Regions from separate parts of the Homo sapiens genome. Here region 2 is linked to region 1. Evidence: chromatin loops called from intact Hi-C (ENCODE). Cell type or tissue: B cell. All regions are shown on one strand. Links, peaks and the distances in the headings refer to the core of each region. The heading gives the core; the rest is flanking DNA.

Region 1 (9,802 bases), core at 996-8,995:
ACCTAGCAGGAGTCATAGCTGCCGCTTCCTACAGATGTCTCCTTTGCACCAGGCCTTTACACGCTCACACACCTCACACACATAACCATGAACGTCATACCGTCGTATTCGACTTTATCTCCATTTTTGCAGATGAAGAAATCAAGGCTGTGGGAGATCAAAGTCACTTCCCTGAAGTCACACAGTTCGTGGCAGAGCTGAGACTTAAACACAGGTCCAGATCATGCCAAATCCTGGAGTCTCTCTTTCTTGCCTTGCAGATTCCTGAGACCTCTGCTCACCTGCAAGAGCTAAGCCATAAGCCCTCTGCAGAGAGATGTCTCTTTTTTCTGTGGTGTCCTTGGCACCCAGCACAGTGCCTTATCTGTTAAGGGCTCCATAAACACATGTCAAGGGATTAGGAGGGAAATTTCATTTTCCCCCAAAGCATTATTATTTTTTCCTTGAATCGTATTTCAGTTCTCTAGGCAGATGAAGTATGATATCTATCTCAGCTTCTGCTTGAACTTCATTAAATTGTGGATTTGTTTAAACATTTCATGTGTCTTTGATCTCAACTAATGGTTCCCAAAAATCAAATGGTGAAGTGTGGGGAGCACAAGTATTAATAGTTAGTTAATGGTTAGTGCCGGCTGGGGCCATCCTCCATCCCCTCTATCCTGGGTGGTGGCAATGGCTTCCTGATGTGTTTTGCTGCTTCAGTTCTTGTTCTCAACACCTCTTCTCAGCCTACTAGCTGGTTTGTTTTAAAGTGTGAGGCAGCTCATACCACTCCCCTGCTTGAATGCTCTGATGGCAGCAAGACCCTGCGTGGTGGAGACCCTCGTTGTTTCTCTGTCTTCATTCATTCTCTCCTGGTATCCTGCTGGTTCAGTCGCTGCAGCCATGCTGGCCTCTGTGCTGTTCCTCCAGCACATTGGAGTCTCCTCTCCCCAGGCCTTTGCATTGCCTGACCCCTCCACCTGGAGTGCTTTCTCTCCAGCTCCTTCAAGTTACTGCTTAAATGTCCCCTTTCAATGAGATCTGTACTGAACCTTCCATTTAAAATTGCATCATCTCCCCACCCTCACACACTCCATCCTTCTTATCCTGATCAACTTTTTCTCTTTGGTTCTTCAATTGTCCATCATCTTCTAATATATCATATCCTCTAATTTAGGTAGGTATCATGTTCATTGTTTATGTGTTCCTGCCCCTCCTTGAATGTAAGCTCCACGGAGGCAAGGGTCTTTGTCTGCTTTGTGAAACAATGTTTCCTAAGTACCTGGTAGGGGTTCAATAAATATTCTCCAGTTAATGAAATACGCTCTTGCCTTACCTGGCCTTGTCTGGATAGTTCACAAATGAATCAGGAAAAAAAGAGGTAGATTATCTTCTATTCCAGGATCTTTCAGTTACTTATGAAGCATGAGGTTCCACATGTCATTTAGAACAGAATTTTTCAAGGATGCTGGCCCCGACATAAGATCTCAGGACCTTGTGATAATACACCCATTGCCATCGTCTCCTTATTAGAGCAACTAGCTAAGAGAAGGAATTGCCTCCCCAGGCGGGGGCAGATTTTGTATGGAACTCGTTACAATATAGTTCTCCAGACTAATGACTTACAGCCTTCTGGGAAGGTGGTGCAGCATGTGTAGCCAGTTTGGGGAAATGCTGGGCAGTGCTCTCCTGGCTGCCAGTTCTACCCAAAATAAACTCAAATAGTGCTGCATCCATGCCCCATTAACAGAAGGGGTGCAAGCTTCATGGGTTAGTCTTCAACCATTAGGACAGACAAGACAATCGTGTCAGCCCTATCTCTATCATTGTGTCTCAAAACAGCATTGTCCATGTAGAAGGAAGAGGAAAAATGGAACCTGTAATTTTTTAAGCCCGTGTGTCTGTTAACGGGGACTTCAGTTTAATAACACGTGTTCAAAGAGACGAAATGCATGAAACTGTAGGTGCCACTGGGCCTTCCATATGTGTTGTGTAATGGTAAGCAGAGAGTCAAGTGCTCAATAAGGAGCTCAACAAATACCTGTGGAAGGATTGAATTTTGAGGCATTTCAACATTGAAGGTATGACCCAAGCGTACCAAAACTTGCCGTGGCATATCTTGATATAAAAATAGCACAAAGTGATGCACCAGAGAGCTATTTTCAATACCACACATAGCCTCTTAATAAATAACATACGGTTCTCCCATATGGCATGTTAATACAAATACTTTGATACCGTTAGTTTTTAATCCAAGGATTTCCAAGTACTTTATAAACACTATTCATTAATGTGGGCTTCCCTGGGGAAGTTGCAGTGCCTTGCAGAGATACAAAGCATCCTGTACACAATCAATAACTATTAAGGAATGACAATAATAAGAAATATATTCATGTGGCTGTTTTTTAAAAGTAACTAACAAATGAGAATTAAGTAACTTTCCCAAAGTCTTCCAATGACTTCATGGTACAACTGAGGTTAGAAATCAACTTATACTGACACAGTTATTCTACTAGTTGTTCTGTGCTCGCAAATTGATGATAAATTATGCCAGTTCTCAGATATGCACATAACCTGGTGTCCACTCTATAACTGGGAAAATCATGGCCAAAATGAGGTTAGCATAATAGCATTACAATGGGATTTCCTTGTTCTCTCCCTTTCTCACTCTCTCTGATAAAACAGCAACTGCATTTTTTTCATTAAGCCCTAAGTTTAAATTTTCTTCTAAAAATTACATTTCTCTGTATTGTCCTTTACATTCCTGAATCTAGATAACCAGTGAGCCTACACATTTGTTTAAAACAGGCACACACTGTGCTCTGTGCAGATGTTAAATACAGAACTGGCAAGATGAAACATTTTTTTTCTTTGCTTTTTTTTTGCTGAAGAATGGAAAGTATATAAAGATGTTCTTTAAATAGAAGAATCATCCCATGAATAAATTCAAAAGCTGTTATATAGCTTTGTCATCAATTAATGTTTGTTGAGTACCTACAACGTTCAAGATGCTGGAGAGAGAATAAATTAGGCTATTCAGAAGACAAAAGCCTTTCCCTTTAGGAGTTGACAGAAGGGAGAGGAATGGAAAGGTTTCATGAGATGTGTCTGCCTGCACAAAGTGAAACTGAGGCTAGAGATGATCATCCAGAGAAAAATAAAAAAAAGTTGTTTCCTCTATGTAGATATGAATAAATGTTGGGTATTTTTGCTGGATGAAAGGAGTAACTGCTTCAGTTCTCCACTTGGCATTGTCCAAATGGCTCTTTGGGAAGTCAACGATTGAAGATGTAGATGTGTGAGTGCAAGTGTCTGTCTGGGGCAACTCACAAAGGGAAAGTCTCCTGCTTTCTGAATAGCCTAATTTATTTTCTCTCCAAGGTATAATTCAATACACATATATCTGAGGTTGTGGGCAGCCCCATATTATCATGGGAAGCAAAAACCAATTCTGTGTTTCTACCACTTTCTTCCTTTAAAATACTTGTTTCTTCCGTGTTGAGACATGCTATTTCAAGTAGTAGGAATAAAACTTTAAAGATGTTGATTTGGAATTTTGAAGTTCAGGATGAAAGCAATATATGGGTTTCCCATGATTTTGTATGAACTTTTTCCAAAAATGTGCTCTTGCCCTCAGTATGATCCCATAGATGATAAAACTCAACAACCACCCCAAAGCTGACTGACAAGTATAAAAACAAGAGGGTGGTCTATGTGTATTTAATCTCTCTTTAAAAATTACAGATTTCCAATAATGGCTTTGTTTAGCCAAATGTTTTGCTAATCGCTATTTGACATTGTACCAGAATAAATCTCAACATATTCTCTTTACTTCATATGAAATTAATTTGCAAGTAGAGAAACCACACACCTTTAGGCAGATAAACCAAATGTTTTGTTTGTGTGGAATTTTAGGCACAGGAAGCTCTTGTCTAAGATCTCCTGCTTTCCTTCTAAAGGAGTAACTTGGAAATTACTCTATCTGGAGTACTGGTCCTCAAACTTCACTGTGCATTAGAGGCCCTTGAAGGGCTTGTTAAAACACAAATAGCTGGGTTCTGGTTCAGCGGAGATGGGACAGGGCCTGAGCACTGCAATTCCAATCAATTCCTGGGTGATGCTGCTGCTATGAGTGTGGCCACACTCTTTGAGAATGATTGGTGATATGGTTTGGCTGTGCCTCCACCTAAATCTCAACTTGAATTGTATCTCCCAGAATTCCCATGTGTTGTGGGAGGGACCCAGGGAGGTAATTGAATCATGGGGGCCGGTCTTTCTTGTGCTATTCTCATGATAGTGAATAAGTCTCATGAGATCTGATGGGTTTATCAGGGGTTTCTGCTTTTGCTTCTTCCTCATTTTCTCTTGCCACCGCCATGGAAGAAGAGTCTTTCACTTCCCGCCATGAGTCTGAGGCCTCCCCAGCCATGTGAAACTGTAAGTCAAATTAAACCTTTTTTTGTTCCCAGTTTCGGGTATGTTTTTATCAGCAGCGTGAAAACAGACTAATACAATTGGTCTAGGCTCTAGAGTATTAACAGGTAAAAGTAGAAAGTATGCTGCGATTTATTTTTGTTAATTACATGTGGCTATGAACGCCCACTTTATTACTGCATTGTTCATTGTCCAAATTCTGAATCTCTGTAGCCATGAGTTGAATAATCCCTCATGGCTATACTAATATTTGTAGACAAAAATAGACTTTTCATAAAATCAATGTATAGAATTTACCTTTTCACTAAAATTTCACTAAAGATGATAATGTAATCACCTTATCTTAAAATGGATTCATCATTGAGCAAAACTTTGGGGAAGCTCCCTCTGTTCTGGACATTGCACCAGGTGCTGCAGACACAGGAATGAACAAGTTGGGGGCCCACCCCCTCCAGAAGCATGCTGGGGAGACAGATGAGTGAATACAAGACCCAGTTAGGTACAGCTAACATTGTGCTGGAGGAAGCAGGGAGGGCAGCAGGTGCTCTTAAGCACCTAATTCCAGTCCTGGAGGCAGTCAGTGAAATTTGCTCAGGGGAGGCACTGCCCCAGCGGAGACTTTTGTCACTGAGTATTTTTTGAGGTCTCAGTCTCTCCCAGACTCTGTCCTTTAAAGCTGTATTGCCCACTGTGATAGCCACTAGCCACACATGGCTATGGGCACTCCACGGACTACGAGGCAAGTCCACATTGAGATGTGCTATAAATGTTACATATATGTCAGATTTTGAATGTAGTGTGAAAAAATGTAAAATATCTAAGGAACGATTTTCATATTGGTTGTATGTTGAAATGATACTACTTTGATCTATTGGGTTAAGTAAAATATAGTGTTAAAATTAATATCACCTTTTTTATAAATGTGGCTTCTGAAAAATGTAAAACAACATATGCATTTGTAACTCATGCTATATTTCTGTTGAACAGTGCTGCTCTAGAGATAACTAGTGGGGAAAAGAGCTGTGGAGCTGAGTCCAGTGGGACAGATGGATATTGTAGCCACAGCTGTCAAAGCCCTGGCCATCGTCCCTGGCACTTACCTCTGATTTCTGCATGCACCAGAGGCTTCTTCTCTTGAATATGCGGCCTGAGGGCTTTTTCTGGTCTCAACAGGATGCTTGTCCTGCCAATACTGAGGTGCTGGGGAGTTAATATCCCAGAAGCAGCCCTCAACCAATGACGGACAGGAGGGGGCGAACAAATACCCCTACCCTGGCATCCATGCCCCTGGAGTGGGACTCCTCAGAGGCACATCCACACTATTTCCCGGAGTCCTCCCGCAGGACTAAGTCTCAGCTGCCCACAGGACAATCTACTTGTTCATGCACCTGTTTTTGTTTCCTCCCCTTCTCTATCTCACTTCACCGCTTCTCTACTGGCCCTTCCTGGGAATCACTCCCCAGATCAACTGCTGGCCCTTGAATCTTTGTCTTAGCATGTGCTTGGAGGGATCTGCTCTCAGAGATTTTTAAACCAAATAATTACGCAAATATAGTATCCTCAGTCATGATACGTGCTAACGAAGGGAAATGTAGGTTGTAGGTGGCTAAGATGGCTTCTAACAAACAAGAGTATTGGAGAGGGCTTCCCTGTAGAAGTGGCATTTGAGCTGATAAGCCTAAGGCACTTGTGAAGCAAAATTAATCAGTAGGAATGAATGGGGTAAAAGGAGAGAGAGGGATGATCGCTCCAGGTGGAGTGAAGAGCACGTCCAGGAACTCTTATGTGAGAAAGGCTTTGGCATCTTCAAAGACTTACGAGGGGCCTATGGGGCGGGAGTGCCGATGGCCGGTGCTTCACGATGGATCTAAGTGGGAAATATTCACGCAAATGAAGTAGGATGAGTTGAGGAAAGAGGGAATGTTTCACTGGGTGGGGAGCAAGCCCCAGAGGTGAGAGGAAGCATGTACATTTGGGGAGTCACAGTAATTTAGTACGGCTGGAGCAGACAACGAATGGAGTGGGGAAGGATTGAAGCCAGGTGAAGACCGTGGTCACATTAGAAAGGGCTTTGTGCCCTTTGCTGGGAGTGAGGCATGTCTACGGGGGCAGCTGGGAGCCATGGGTGGGTTCTCTCTCACCTGGCTGTTTTGTGGGGTAGGAATATGTAATAGCATGAAAGACCCACTTGAAATTGATTGAAATACTCCACAAGAGATAGCAGAAGCCTGAGATAAAGGGGCAGCAGGTGAGGAGGGAGAGAACAGGATGGACTGAAAAGAGATTCAAGAGATTGAACCAACTGGCTTTGGTGAGTGGTTGGACGGAGGTGCGAAGAATGAGGAATGGTGTCGACCTCTACTGCAAAAGCTCTGAATTATCCTGAAGAACATTCTTAACAACTTAATAATACAGATATAATGAATATTCTATTTTTTAGGTGGAGAAATGTTGTTCTAGTCTCTGCAATTCTCCAAAGCACCCATAGCTAGCAGGGAGCAGAATTACGATTTGAGCCTTCATCATTTGCCGGCTAAAGGCAAGCTGTCAGTCACCACGCTTTGATGCCACCCTGCATTCCACCCTAGCTGACAGCCTGGAAAAACTGCATGTTGTGGAGTCTGGGAACAAGGGGGACATTCTGGCTTACAGTGACCATGAGAAATGCAACAGAGGTCTTTTAATAAAAAATGAGGTCAAATAGATGAAGAGAAAAAAAATTAGCCCAGTAGAAATCCCTCTAGAATAACTTCTAGAAATTTTGTATAAGATTTTCTTAAGTAAAATGTGCATATAACAGTCAATTTTAATATAGTTATGCTACTTCCTGATACCCCCTGTTAGCTTATTTTTTCCTTTCGTGATCTTGTCTGCGTTGTACATTTTGACTGATGGTCTGAGACAGTTGCTTCCAATATCTGTTCTCCTTATGTCATAAATAAGAATATAGCCTATTGTGGGCCCTCGGGACCAGCCTAAGCAAAAGGAGAACTCTAACCCCCGTCATCTCCTTTCTGCATATATTTTGTGATTTCAGATCTATTGCCATTCCTTCTTCTCCTACATATATCCAATATCCTCATGGTTTCTTTCTAATCAAGCTGTGCTTTTAGAAGGCATCAGCTGTCATTTTCAATTTAGGGTAAATTACTTTTATTTAGTAATGAACCTGTCACTTCTCCCATGACTACTGATAACACTCTAATTATCTAGTCTTCCTACCTATAACCACAGTTCTATAATTACTGTATGGAGCAGGGAGTGCTAAGACCTCCTGATGTTGAATTTAAATTTACCCTCAATTTTTCATTAGATCTATTCCAAAAAGTCTTACTGGGGTCTTACTCCACTTTGAATAAATAAAATACTGTGTGATTTTTTTTTTCTGTAAGTCCACTTCCCAATGGTCTCTGTCTTTTCCCTGTAACAGGGCAATACCCGCTGACAGTGGATCGTCTTGAGATGATAATCACATTCCTTTTTTTTCCCTTCTTCTTTTTCAAATGGAGTCTCGTACTGTCATCCTGGCTGGAGTCCAGTGGCGCGATCTCAGCTCACTGCAACCTCCGTCTCCCAGGTTCATGCAATTCTCCTGCCTCGGCCTCCCGAGTAGCTGGGATTACAGGCACACACCACCACACCCGCTAATTTCTTGTATTTTTAGTAGAAACAGGGTTTCACTATGTTGGCCAGACTGATCTGGAACTCCTGACCTCATGATCTGCCCACCTCGGCCTCCCAAAGGGCTGGGATTACAGGCATGAGCCACCGTGCCTGGCCCACATTATTAATAGTCACCTGAAACAATTAGCCAACCAACTCAAGGACTAGGAAAAAAATTTTCTAGGGTAGCTGATGCTATTTTAGACAAATCAATGTAAGTATCAGAAGCCACATCAAAAGACAGATAGGAACATCTGTTTCCTCTCTCCTGGTGGCAGAGTAGGCCACAGACAATTATGCATTGCCAGTATGTACAATGGTACAGACATAAAACGACACATGAATCCCTCACTAAGGAGTATTCTAGCATGTTCTTTGTTCTTTCTGCCAAATCGGTCAATTTGCAGAAGTTTGCCCTTATCAAATGTTCTTTTTTTTGGATAAATGTAAAGGAATTCCAGCTGCCTTTTCTCCACAGAAATATGTTTGGTAAAAAATATATCAGGCAGCCTTGTGATCTATGAAAAGAGAGATCTCTGCAAGTGACTGCACTCATTGAAAATGAGAATCGGTCTGTCTAATGCCTCATCCCTCTCATTGGTTCCAGGGTCAGTCATTTAATATGCAGAGCACCTCATTGTTTCTGGGGTCAGTTATTTAACATGCAGAGCCCCTCATTGGTTCTAGGATCAGTCATTTAATATGCAGAGCCCCTTCCTCCCTAAACAGGTGGAGCCCCATGAGGAGGCAGTGGATGTAGCAGGCAGCAGTAGACAGAAACAGTCCGATGGTGGAGGGATGATAGAGCACACTACCCGTAAGGCAGACTGCAGGAGAACAATCTTACAGCAACAGCTTGAGAAAGGTTTTCAGGTCTTTCTATCTTCTCAGCAGTTTGCTTATAAGAATAAATTATTCTAGTTCTCCCATATCTCATTACTAATGTCAGATGATCTTGGACTTGATAAACCCAATTTCCCTGTTTTATGGAACCCAGAAGATTTTTGCTTCTAGAAGTGTCTAAATGATCTTAGTTTTTAACATTTAGGCTGTAATAGGTTTTCTTATGAAAACCCCCAAATAATGGTATTGTAACAAATGCTGTCTTGTGACATAAAACGCCAATTAAAACATGTCAAGTTAGAGCAAAAGTTTTCCCGATCACATGAAAATGTTAGGATAAATACTTAAATATACGCATATACTACTTGAACCATTCAAATAAATGGCAAGTAAATAATTTCTTCAACAACTGGCTAATAAATTTTAAATCAGAATAATTTACAAGAATAAATAATTTCAGGAAGAAACATTATGTATCCAAAATAAAATATGACCCTTCAAAGTCTGTCCTATTAACGCCAATTAAATTATGATTTTTTGGTCAGTTTTAATTACAACTAATAGTGAGTCCTATGAGGTAAACCTTAAGAGCGTTAAACAGACTTGAGACCACAGATTTTATGATTACAAAACGAGGTTTATACCTGATTCATTGACCCTTTAAACAATTTATTTATTCATAGAACTCCCCACTCTTGCAAGAGTTTTCAAGTCTCTGCACAGTTTTCATGTAGGACCTCGAGTCAGCAATTTTGCAGTACTACAGGTTTGGGCATGGGAGTAAAATAAGAAAGCAGCACTACTTATCTGGGGCTACAAAACATTAATATGATGAACAGCTTTTAGTTTCTTCCTTCAGCTTTTTTTTTTTTCCTTTTTT
Region 2 (9,802 bases), core at 496-8,495, 64 kb after region 1:
AGGCCTCATACAGATTTTTGGTTCTATACTGCTATCTACATCATAGCATTGAGTGAAGTTCAAGGATGTGTGTAAGAATGTGTGTGTGTGTGTGTGCGTGTGTGTACTCTGTATATAAATAAACCTATGGGCTCTTTGGTGGAAAGATGCTATATAAATCAAATAAGAAATAATAAATGACAATAAGCCACTTTGCAGCAAGCTATAAATAAGATCTGAGATTCCGACAGGATAGCTAGACTTTATGTCCTATAAAACAGCCACACGAGAGGTATACAGCAGAATGACAATAAAGTATGTCAGTAAACAAAGAGCTCATTGTCCTACTCTTGCTAGACAAATATATTTATCAAACCTGTTAGTATTTGAACAAGGCCTAAAAAGCTTCCATGCAGTTTAGTTGGCATGAAGCCACTTGCTTTAATTTAACACACTTGGAAATGCAACAGAAATAAAAAGTAACTAGCTGACAGTGACGCAAGGTCGATATAACATTTAATTTTGTAGATATTATTGAATAAGTAAATGCCACCTCAAAAGTAAAATGTGTGCATAGTCCCTTTTTTGTTTTGAGGGAACTTCTGTATGTAAAGAGTTTCTTGGAAACATTCAGAGAGTAATATAGTAAATGGAGAAGAGACACGGAGTATACATAATAGCTCACATATATCTGATTAAATCAGTGACTTAATTTTGTGTCCTGGAAATAAATAACCCTTTAGTTATTTTGTTTTAACAACATAAAAAAATTGAAAAGCACTCACTGGCAAGTTGCATAGAACATCAAATGAGGTGTTTCTCGTGGCAGTAGGAAATGGAAGTGGGTGTACACATGGCAGGACAAGAAAGAACCCCCATGGAAGTCACCCACCTAACCTCCCTGCTCTCCAAACCTGTGTGATGCAGATCTCACTAGTAAGACAGTTCCCAGTAGAAAAGGAGATCTACAGGGGCAAGAAGTAGGGGCTGGGTTATAAACAATCACATTTTCTGACGGAAGACCAGAGATTTGGCTCCTTAGTCTCTGCCCAAGCCTAGACCTCACTTAGGGTAGACTGCCTCTTGGAAAATCACTCAGTTTCTAACCTGTAATCATCAAAGACCATGCAGCCCTTATAACTGCCTTCAAAGGATGGATTATAAGGGAAACGGGAAATGGAACAACTAGAGTACAAACAACCACATTTCTTTTTTCTTGTGTTCACTTTCGTGTCTGGTGTCCAGTCCTATCTGCCTATCATTAGCATTTTCTATAAATGCTAAACCTGTCATTGTCAACTCATTCCCCAGGTGAACTCTAAATTTAGTTGAATAAATGTAAACTGTGCAATAGTGAATGCTCATCTCCACTCTCTGTATGGCATGTTTATGTCCTGTGGCTAAAGCACAAAATCATAATGTTGAGTGACAGCAACAAGTTGCAAAAGGATACATACTCTCTGATACCATTTCTGCACACTTTCAAAACGTAAAGATACAAGAGTGTAGGGATCTATTCATAAGTACTGTTTAAATAATTAATTGGGAGGCTGTTAGACTGAGGTGGCTTAAGCATCCTGGATTCTTACATAATCAAACCAAAGTGTAAACAGTAAAAGGAATTTAAGCTTAGCCAGTCATACACTGCCAACTAATCTCTAACTAGGGTCTTTCCACTGGAATGATACAAATAAGGCTATTGCTCCACTTGGAGTGATCATATATTTTCTTTGACTTGTTTTCATGTCAACTCTACAAAAGCCCTTCATGCCCCTTCAGTGGAGCCCAGAATCACCTGCAATTTGGAGCTGCCCAATTCATGAATCGCTGTCTGCTCAAAAACATTCCAAAAATTTAAAGTGCCTCAGGAATATCGCACATAACTTTTTGAGAATGATGAGTTCTGGGGAGGGTGGGGAGGTAAAGGAGGAGGTAAGTAGGGAATTGACTGAAGACCTAATACTTTATTCCTTTAGAAAGAAAGGGGATTTGAGAAAAACATGGCAAATGGCTAATAGCTGCTAACTATGGGGATAGGTACATGGCTCTCATATTATTATATTTTCTATACTTTTATATATATTTGAAACACTTCATAATCAAAAATCCTAAAATTAAAAATAAGACTGTGCAGCCTCATTATCCTCCCTCAGACATAAACGACTCTCAAGCCACATTGAACTACTTGGAATTTCCAAAGATCGTAATTATTCTCACTTCTGTATCTACGATTGTTGACTTTTTTCCCCCAGGCTTTACGTGATCAGAATATTTCTAAAGTCAACCAACCGATCAAAAAATCAAAACAAGAAAATTTGGCTTAATGCAGATCTGAGAAGACAAGGCTGAACAGTGTCATTCCTACACATTTCCCCCATACTTAAAATCATTTAATATAAATTATGAAATTTAACACTCATGTTTCTTGTGTGAGTGTGTATAAATATGTGCATGAGTGTGTATGAGTGTGTGTTTGTGTATGGGGGGTTAATGGCAATGTTATTCTCTGCTAAGTGTACTTTTTTGTGTGTGTTTGTTTTTTTGAGATGGAGTCTTGCTCTGCTGCCCAGGTTGGAGGGCAGTGGCGCGATCTCAGCTCACTGCCACCTCCGCCTCCCAGGTTCAAGTGATTCTCTTGCCTCAGTCTCCTGAGTAGTTGGGACTACAGGCACATGCCACCATGCCCGGCTAATTTTTTGTATTTTTAGTAGAGACAGGGTTTCACCGTGTTAGCCAGGATGGTCTCGATCTCCTGACCTCGTGATCTGCCTGCCTCAGCCATGCAGACCATATACAGACATTTCAAATATTGGAAGGAACTATAATCTGCCTTTTATCATTTAGGCTCTGTTGCCATGGAAATGATTTAAGTCCAAAACTCAGCAGCCCAACTTATTTTCCCAGAAAAAAAAAAAAAAGCGCGGGGATGGTGACAGTGAAACACTTTTTAGTTTAAATTAATTGAGTGGCCCAATTCCCTGCCCTTACCCTTAGGCATAACACGGAAAATGTCTTGGAAGCAAGGTGAATCCAAGAATTAGTCTTATTCACTAAGTACTTATTATGTATGTATATGTGTATGTATTTATTATAAGCGTGCACAAACATATTCTCTGGGGTTATTGTTGAACAAGAGCTCATATAGTTGACAAGCTCCGTGTTTATGAATGCACCATGGGTACTGATCAGTGCTTGTGGCAGACTGTGTCTTCCAAGATGGCATGCGATGCGCTTTCCATCCCACAGCTCTTCTTACAGTGTAATAATGATACTCCCCTCATTGGGAAATGGGATCTACAGTTATTCCTTGAGCAACACAGGTTTGAGCTGCACAGGTCTACTTATATGTGGATTTTTTTCAGTAAAAGTTAAGCAGATCATGCCTGCCTCTTCTGCTTCCTCTTCCACTTCCTCCACCTCTACCACCCCTGAGAAAGTATACCTACCCCCCTTCCTCTTCCTCCTCAGCCCACTCAATGTGAAGACAATAAGGATGAAGACCTTTATGATGATCCACTTCCATCTCATGAACAGTAAATATATTTTCTCTTCCTTATGATTTTCTTAATAACATTTTCTTTCTCTAACTTACTTTATTGTAAGAATACAGCTATATAATACATATAACATACAAAATATGTGTTAATCAATCTTTATGTTATCTGTAAGGCTTCTAGTCAATAGTAGGCTATTAGTAGTTAAGTACCTGGGGAGTCAAAAGTTATACATGGATTTTTGACTGCACTGGGGATAGTCACCACTCACCCTCACATTGTTCAAGGGTCAACTGTAATTCCACCTCTTGAATCTGGGAAGCCTATGACTATGATAGAAATGATGCTGTATAACTTTGTAATCCATGAGGTGATACAGTTTCTGCCTGGTCTTCTTGGGAGCCTCGCTCTTGTACCCAACCACCATGCCATGAGGAAGCAGAGAGACAATATGGATCCAACTACCCTCACTGAAAGTAGGTAGACTTTAGATTATTTCAACTCCAGGCCTTTGAGCCATCCCAGCTAATGTCACACCAGCGGGAAACAGGTCAATCCTGCTAAATGCTGATTTCAAATTCATGAGCTAACCATCAAAATACATAACTAGAAATCTGATATTCTTCCAGCTTCTCCCTGTAACTGTTTTTCCAGAGTCTCTTGTTTTTCCAGCTATGTAGTACTTGACTCCTACTGAAAAGCCCAGACTGAATAAGTAAAAAAGAAGTCACAGTGGGTGAGGAGAAAGTCTAATTGTTATATGGCTGAGAGATTGGAAATCTGACTTGTACAAAGGAAAAAGGGCCCATATGCCCCATACTAGCCCCAGATAAATTTCATGAGAACCTATAAGAATGCCTCGCTATTGAGGCCCAGGAGCATTGTTTCATTTTTTTTTAAATGTTAGGCAGTAAAATAATTTTGTGAAATAGTGGTTCTTGAGAGATTGTATTCATTCATTTATTCATCAGATATAAAGTGATCATTTCCAATTTGTTGGGCCTAGCCTATATGCCATTCACTTATAGAAAACATGAGTCCAGGAATCGAGTGATTTTTTTTTTCCCAAGGCCCAAGCAATCAATTAAGGCAAAAACTCAGGTGTCTTCTTTTTTAGAATTTATTTTTAATGTTTTAAATACATTAGAGATGGAGTCTTGCTATGTTGCCAGGATGGACTCAAATTTCTAGGGTCAAGCAAACCTCTTGAGTGGCTTGGACTATACAAAGACAGTGCATGAACCTCACATCCAGAGATTGTTTGTTTGTTTTTTCTGTGATATCACCTAGAGACACACACACAGAATTGAGTTTCTAGGCCTGTCACTAGTTCTGTGACATCGGACAAGCCATCATCTCTCCTCACCCTAGTTTTTACATCTTTCTCAAGAAAAGATGGAATTATCTCATCTCTATAGTTTTTTTCTTTCTTTCTTTCTATGCCTCTGTTACAGTCTATGTCAAAAGTTAGTTAAGCTGAAGTTGCATTTCTCTGAATGGTTCTGGGTTAGGGCTGGCCACAGAGAAATTTCCATGAGATTTGTAGGGCAGAAGTGCAGTCAGAGACTTTGTGCCAGGAAGGTGGGTGCAGGGCTTGGGCGATCATGCATGCTGTTGCTTATCACATGGGTGTGGAGTAGCAGCTGGCCCCACAGCTTCTCCAGTTCTTGATGGTTCTTCTGCCACATGTTCTTGGAGCTGGGCTGGGCCCACATGAAGTTCTGCAGCAAGAGCACTGGATCCTTCGGCAGGACATCACAGCTTTGGGGTTCCAATCAGTGAGAGACAGATATATGGGCCTGTGGATCTCTGTGGATTCCAGTTTTCCCTTGTGACTTTCATTTGTCTTTGTTCTCTCCCGCTTTGCATGCAGCTTTCCTACTTCCTCTTTTATCATCTGCCCTGCTGACATACTTCTGGCCCTGTCCAGATGGACAGGCAAGGGACTTCCATAGACATCTTCACCAGCTCCATTCCATGGGCCCCGGTTAGAAGCTTTTCTATTCAGTCAATCATCCCCTTGTGGAATGTTACTTTCCCAGTTTCTCCCACAATTGTATAAGATCTAATCCCTGCAATAAATCCATTAACCCATATCATTCAAGGATTCTGCTTATCTGACTTAACTCCAGCTGATGTAATCTTCAATATCATTTCAGTGAATATTATGTAGAGAAGAGCAATGAAGTACAAAGAATAACAATGTTCTTTGTTACAGGTGTGCAATCTGTCAAGGCTTCTCAAATTCCAATTACTTCTTTTTCGATGAACTTTTGTTGGTCCCGGCCCATCTTCTTGGTTAACTTCCTAAAGTTTCCATCCCCGCTTGTAATTAAAGCAACTTTGTATATTTAAAATAATTTGCTCTTTTATGAACAAGCTGTCAATAAACTCAGATGATTCCCTAGTCTAAAATGTAATAGAAAATAATACAAAAAACAACATTAATATTTTTAGAACTAACAATCTGACAGTTCACTTTATGTCTTAAACTGGAACCTCATGAAGAATCAGGTGGCACTCATCTTTGCATCACCAGTGCATAGCATAGGTCCTGACACATAATAGGAGCTCTGTAAATATCCACAGAGTATATGTTTAGACAAACAGATTTGACTAAAATGTAGGTATGTGGCAGATAGTTTTCAAGGGTACTTAGTTCTAGAACCAAAAACATAAGATATTTCGGAGGACTTTCCTTTAAGTTTGCCAGAAGAGCTGAGAACAGAAATACAGAGAAACCTAGATGGTTTTGCAAAGCACTCTATAAAAAAGAAAAACAAAAGCACTATATAAAGGGCATGAGGCATTATTGTCACCAACTGACATCTTATCCAATGATACTATGTTGAGTACAATGGCTCTTCAGCCCAGTTTTCATATAGAGTGCTTAATCGTTTCACAGTAGCAACAATGATGCCCTCTAAACTAGGATGTATTAAAAACTAACAGCTTTTTAAAATGAAAAGACAATATCAAGTATTGTCTTATACTTGATATAAGACAAAGATATAGACTGACAGGAACTTTCATAGACTGCTTTTGAGAATAAAAATTGGAAACCTCTTTGGAAAATTATTTGGCAGTACATAGTAAATTAGCTGAATATGTACATGTCTTATAACCTAGCAATTTCACTCCTACATAGATACCTAGTAGAACCTACAAATATATTCACCAAAAGACACACACTAGAATGTTCATAGCAGCACTATTTGCAATATCTCCAAATTGGAAGCTACTTAAATGTCCATAAATGATAGAATGGATAAATTACGATGTACTCATATAATGGAATATTAAAAACCAATGAGAACAAAAAATTTATAACCATACAAAATAATACGGGCAAATCTCACAAGCATAATGTTGTATAACAGAACCCAGAAAAAAAAGAGGACACACTGGATGATTTCATTTTTATAAAGTTCAAAAACCTTATAGAAAGAGGCAAAATCATCGATGGAGTTAGAAGTTAATGTAACAATTACCCTGGGGTGGAGGGTTGGTGCAAAGAGACCTAGGGAAATGCCTGGGATCCTGGTTTTTTGATCTGGATGCTGGCTCCCTGGATGTGTTCAGTTTGTGAAAATTCATCAAGCTGTGCACTCAGGAACTGTGTTCTTTTCTGTATGTTATACTTCAATAAGAATTTTTTTAAAGGTTAAAAGTCCTATGTTACAGCTCTCTTGGTCAACAATCAAAAATCTATTTTTGTTGACCTCAGGGTTGAAAAAAGTCCTTTACAAGCTGACCTCCTAAAGGTAATCTCTCTGTGTATTTTCACTGCAGCCAACTGTAGCTCACCCATCGAGGCATAAAGGAGTAAAGATGTATGTCTTTCACCAAGATATCTATTAATCCACAGTTGGGGGTTTCCTACCCCATAAATGTGATGACATATGTTCCATTAATCTTTTCCAGCATCATATCCACTGGCCCTGAAGAGGGTGACACAGCGAAGCAGGTTTGGAGTATCTGCAGCCAACCTCCATTTTTCAGAGCCACCAGTCATAGGGCAGCTGACACAGCCAAGATTATCCTGTGTTCAGTGATACGAGGAGAATGAATGGATTCTGATGAATGTAATTTGCTTCCCCAACAACCAACATTTAGAGATCTGGTGTGATGCAAATGCTGCTTTAACTGAGGACTGATGGAGGGCTATCCTGGGTAAATATAGCCTGATGGACAGCTGGGCTTAAGTCCCAGCCTTCATGAAAGAGAAATCAACAGTCTCACCAGTGCAGGGTTGGATGGGATGATTTCATAAAACAGTGGCTGCTGCTTAATAAGTGAATTAAATTTCAAAGCTTAAGTATCAAATTTGTACAAAGACAGGTTTTGAGAGGTTGGAGGACCAGGATAAGTGAAGTTTCCCCAGTACTCAGAGTAACTCAGGGATAAACAGAGCAGCAAAGGGAAGCAATCACTACAGATTAATTAAGAACAAGAAATTGGGGTGCCTGGGTCCTAGTCCCTCCTCTCCCACCAAGTGAGGCAAAAGAGAGCAATCTGCTCTTCTCCCAGCATGTCAGTTTTCTGCTGCCACATGACAAATCACCGCAGAATTAATGGCTTAAAACAACAACACTTTATTATCTCACAGTTTCACAGTTGGCTGAAAGTCCAGGCCCAACCTAGTTGGGTCCTCTGCTTTGAGTCTCAAAAGCTGCAATCAAAGTGTTAGTTGCACTAGAGTCCTCACCTCAGGCTTGGAATCCTCTTCCAAGCCCATTAGAGCTTTTGGCAGAATTTGATCCCTTGCAGTTGCAGGACTGAGGTCACCATTTTCCTGCTAGGTGTTGACCAGGGATGGCTTTTATCTTCTAGAGGCCACCTGCATTTCCTTGCCATATGGTCCCCAAAGCAGTTCAGGACACGAGCGCTCTTTTTCTTCCACGCCAGCAAGAGTGTGCCTCTATCACTTTCTCTACCTCCCACCTCTACGTTCCTTCTAAAAGCCCACCTAATTAGTCAAGTCCACCTGTTTGTAATTAGCCAGACTGATTCAATACCTTTATTCCCTCTGTGGAAATCTCTTTTCCTAATCAACAGAGTGACTACCCCATCATATTTGAAGGTTCTACGCACCCTGAAGGGGAGAAAACTGAACAAGATGTGCACACCTAGGGGCGATCATATTGGCATCTTGGAGGCTGTTTTGAACTTCAGCCTCCCACGCAGTTCCCTCCATGGAAGCAGCTGCCTGTGTCCCTACTTGACTTTACCATTTACCTGTGACCTTGAACAAGTTACTTAAGTTTTGTAAGCCTCAGTCTGCTCATCTCTAAAATGGAGACATTGACCTCTGGGGGTTAGTGCCTTAAAACACACCTACTAATTAGCTCACAGTTCTGTAAGTCTAAAGTCTGACATTGCATGACTGGGTTCTGTCTATTCAGGGTGTTACAGGCTAAAATCAAGGTGTCAGCTGAATTGAGCCCTTGTCTGGAGGCTCAGGAGAGAAATCCACTTCTAAACTCCTTTTCATTGGTGGTAGAATTCAGTTCCTTGCAGTTGCAGGATGGGGGTCTTCATTTCCTTGCTGGTTGACAGCTGGAGGACAGCTCAGCTCCTGGAGGCCTCCTGCATTCCTTGCCATATTTCTGCCTCCATCCTCAAGCCAGCAAAGGCATGTCAACTCCTTCTCAGTGTTGATTCTCTGACTTCCTCCACATCTGTTCCAAATTTAAAGAACTCATGTGATGAAGTTAGGCCCACCTAGATAATCTCCCTATTTTAAGATTTGAGACCTTAATTACGTCTTCAAAATCCCTTTACAGTATTATGGTTTGGAAAATTGGGAGGTCTGTGTACACCATGACTTAGGAATCTGAAAGATCATCTTAGAATCCTGCCTGCCACCGTTGATTATAATGACCACATAGAAATTCTACATAAAGTCCTCAGCAAAGGGCCTGACATAGAGTAAATGCTCCATAAACATCAGTTGCTTGTTTGCATAGTTATTATTCATAAGGTACCTAAAACACCTACCCTGGTGCTGGCATGGAAATAAAATCAGTGTTCACTTGCTGAGTCCTTTATTTCTACCCTGACCTTGTAAGCCAGGTTAAGACGAGGTATAGCCAGATGAGAATATCAGGGGCACCTTTTTTATCTGTTATAGTGAAAATCATGTTATTATTACTATTATTATTATTATTTTAGAGATAGAATCTCATGCTGTCCTTCCGGCTGGAGTGCAGTGGTGCAAACATAGCTCACTGCAGCCTAGAACTCCTGAAATCAAGGAGTCCTCCCTCCTCAACCTCTTGAGTAGCTGGGTCTACAGGTGTGTGCCACACCATGCCTGGCTAATTTTT

What was found. A loop is a pair of places that touch in the nucleus more often than their neighbours do. Peaks named below come from ENCODE experiments on the same cell type or tissue, not always from the same donor. Only the 100,000 strongest peaks of a DNase experiment are listed, where the experiment ranks them.
Region 2: a loop joins it to region 1, with 2.4 times the contacts of the local background. A loop is called at or near these places in 2 of 110 quality-filtered maps.

Annotation. Positions count from the first base shown.
Region 1 is chr20:15,917,849-15,927,650 of GRCh38, reverse strand. All of the region lies in intron 10 of MACROD2 (mono-ADP ribosylhydrolase 2), which reads right to left. The region is part of intron 1 of LOC613266 (a long non-coding RNA gene); the gene reads left to right. Among named protein-coding and RNA genes, the nearest start is that of KIF16B, 650 kb to the left of the region's middle. RefSeq lists an enhancer at 4,232-4,391. In B cell, for the core only: no CTCF peak of the experiment used is centred there; DNase peaks (open chromatin) are centred at 4,390, 4,900 and 8,360; H3K4me3 peaks cover 3,100 bases; H3K27ac peaks cover 5,303 bases.
Region 2 is chr20:15,852,855-15,862,656 of GRCh38, reverse strand. The region is part of intron 8 of MACROD2 (mono-ADP ribosylhydrolase 2); the gene reads right to left. Among named protein-coding and RNA genes, the nearest start is that of KIF16B, 720 kb to the left of the region's middle. In B cell, for the core only: no CTCF peak of the experiment used is centred there; DNase peaks (open chromatin) are centred at 3,296, 5,096 and 5,206; H3K4me3 peaks cover 225 bases; H3K27ac peaks cover 1,479 bases.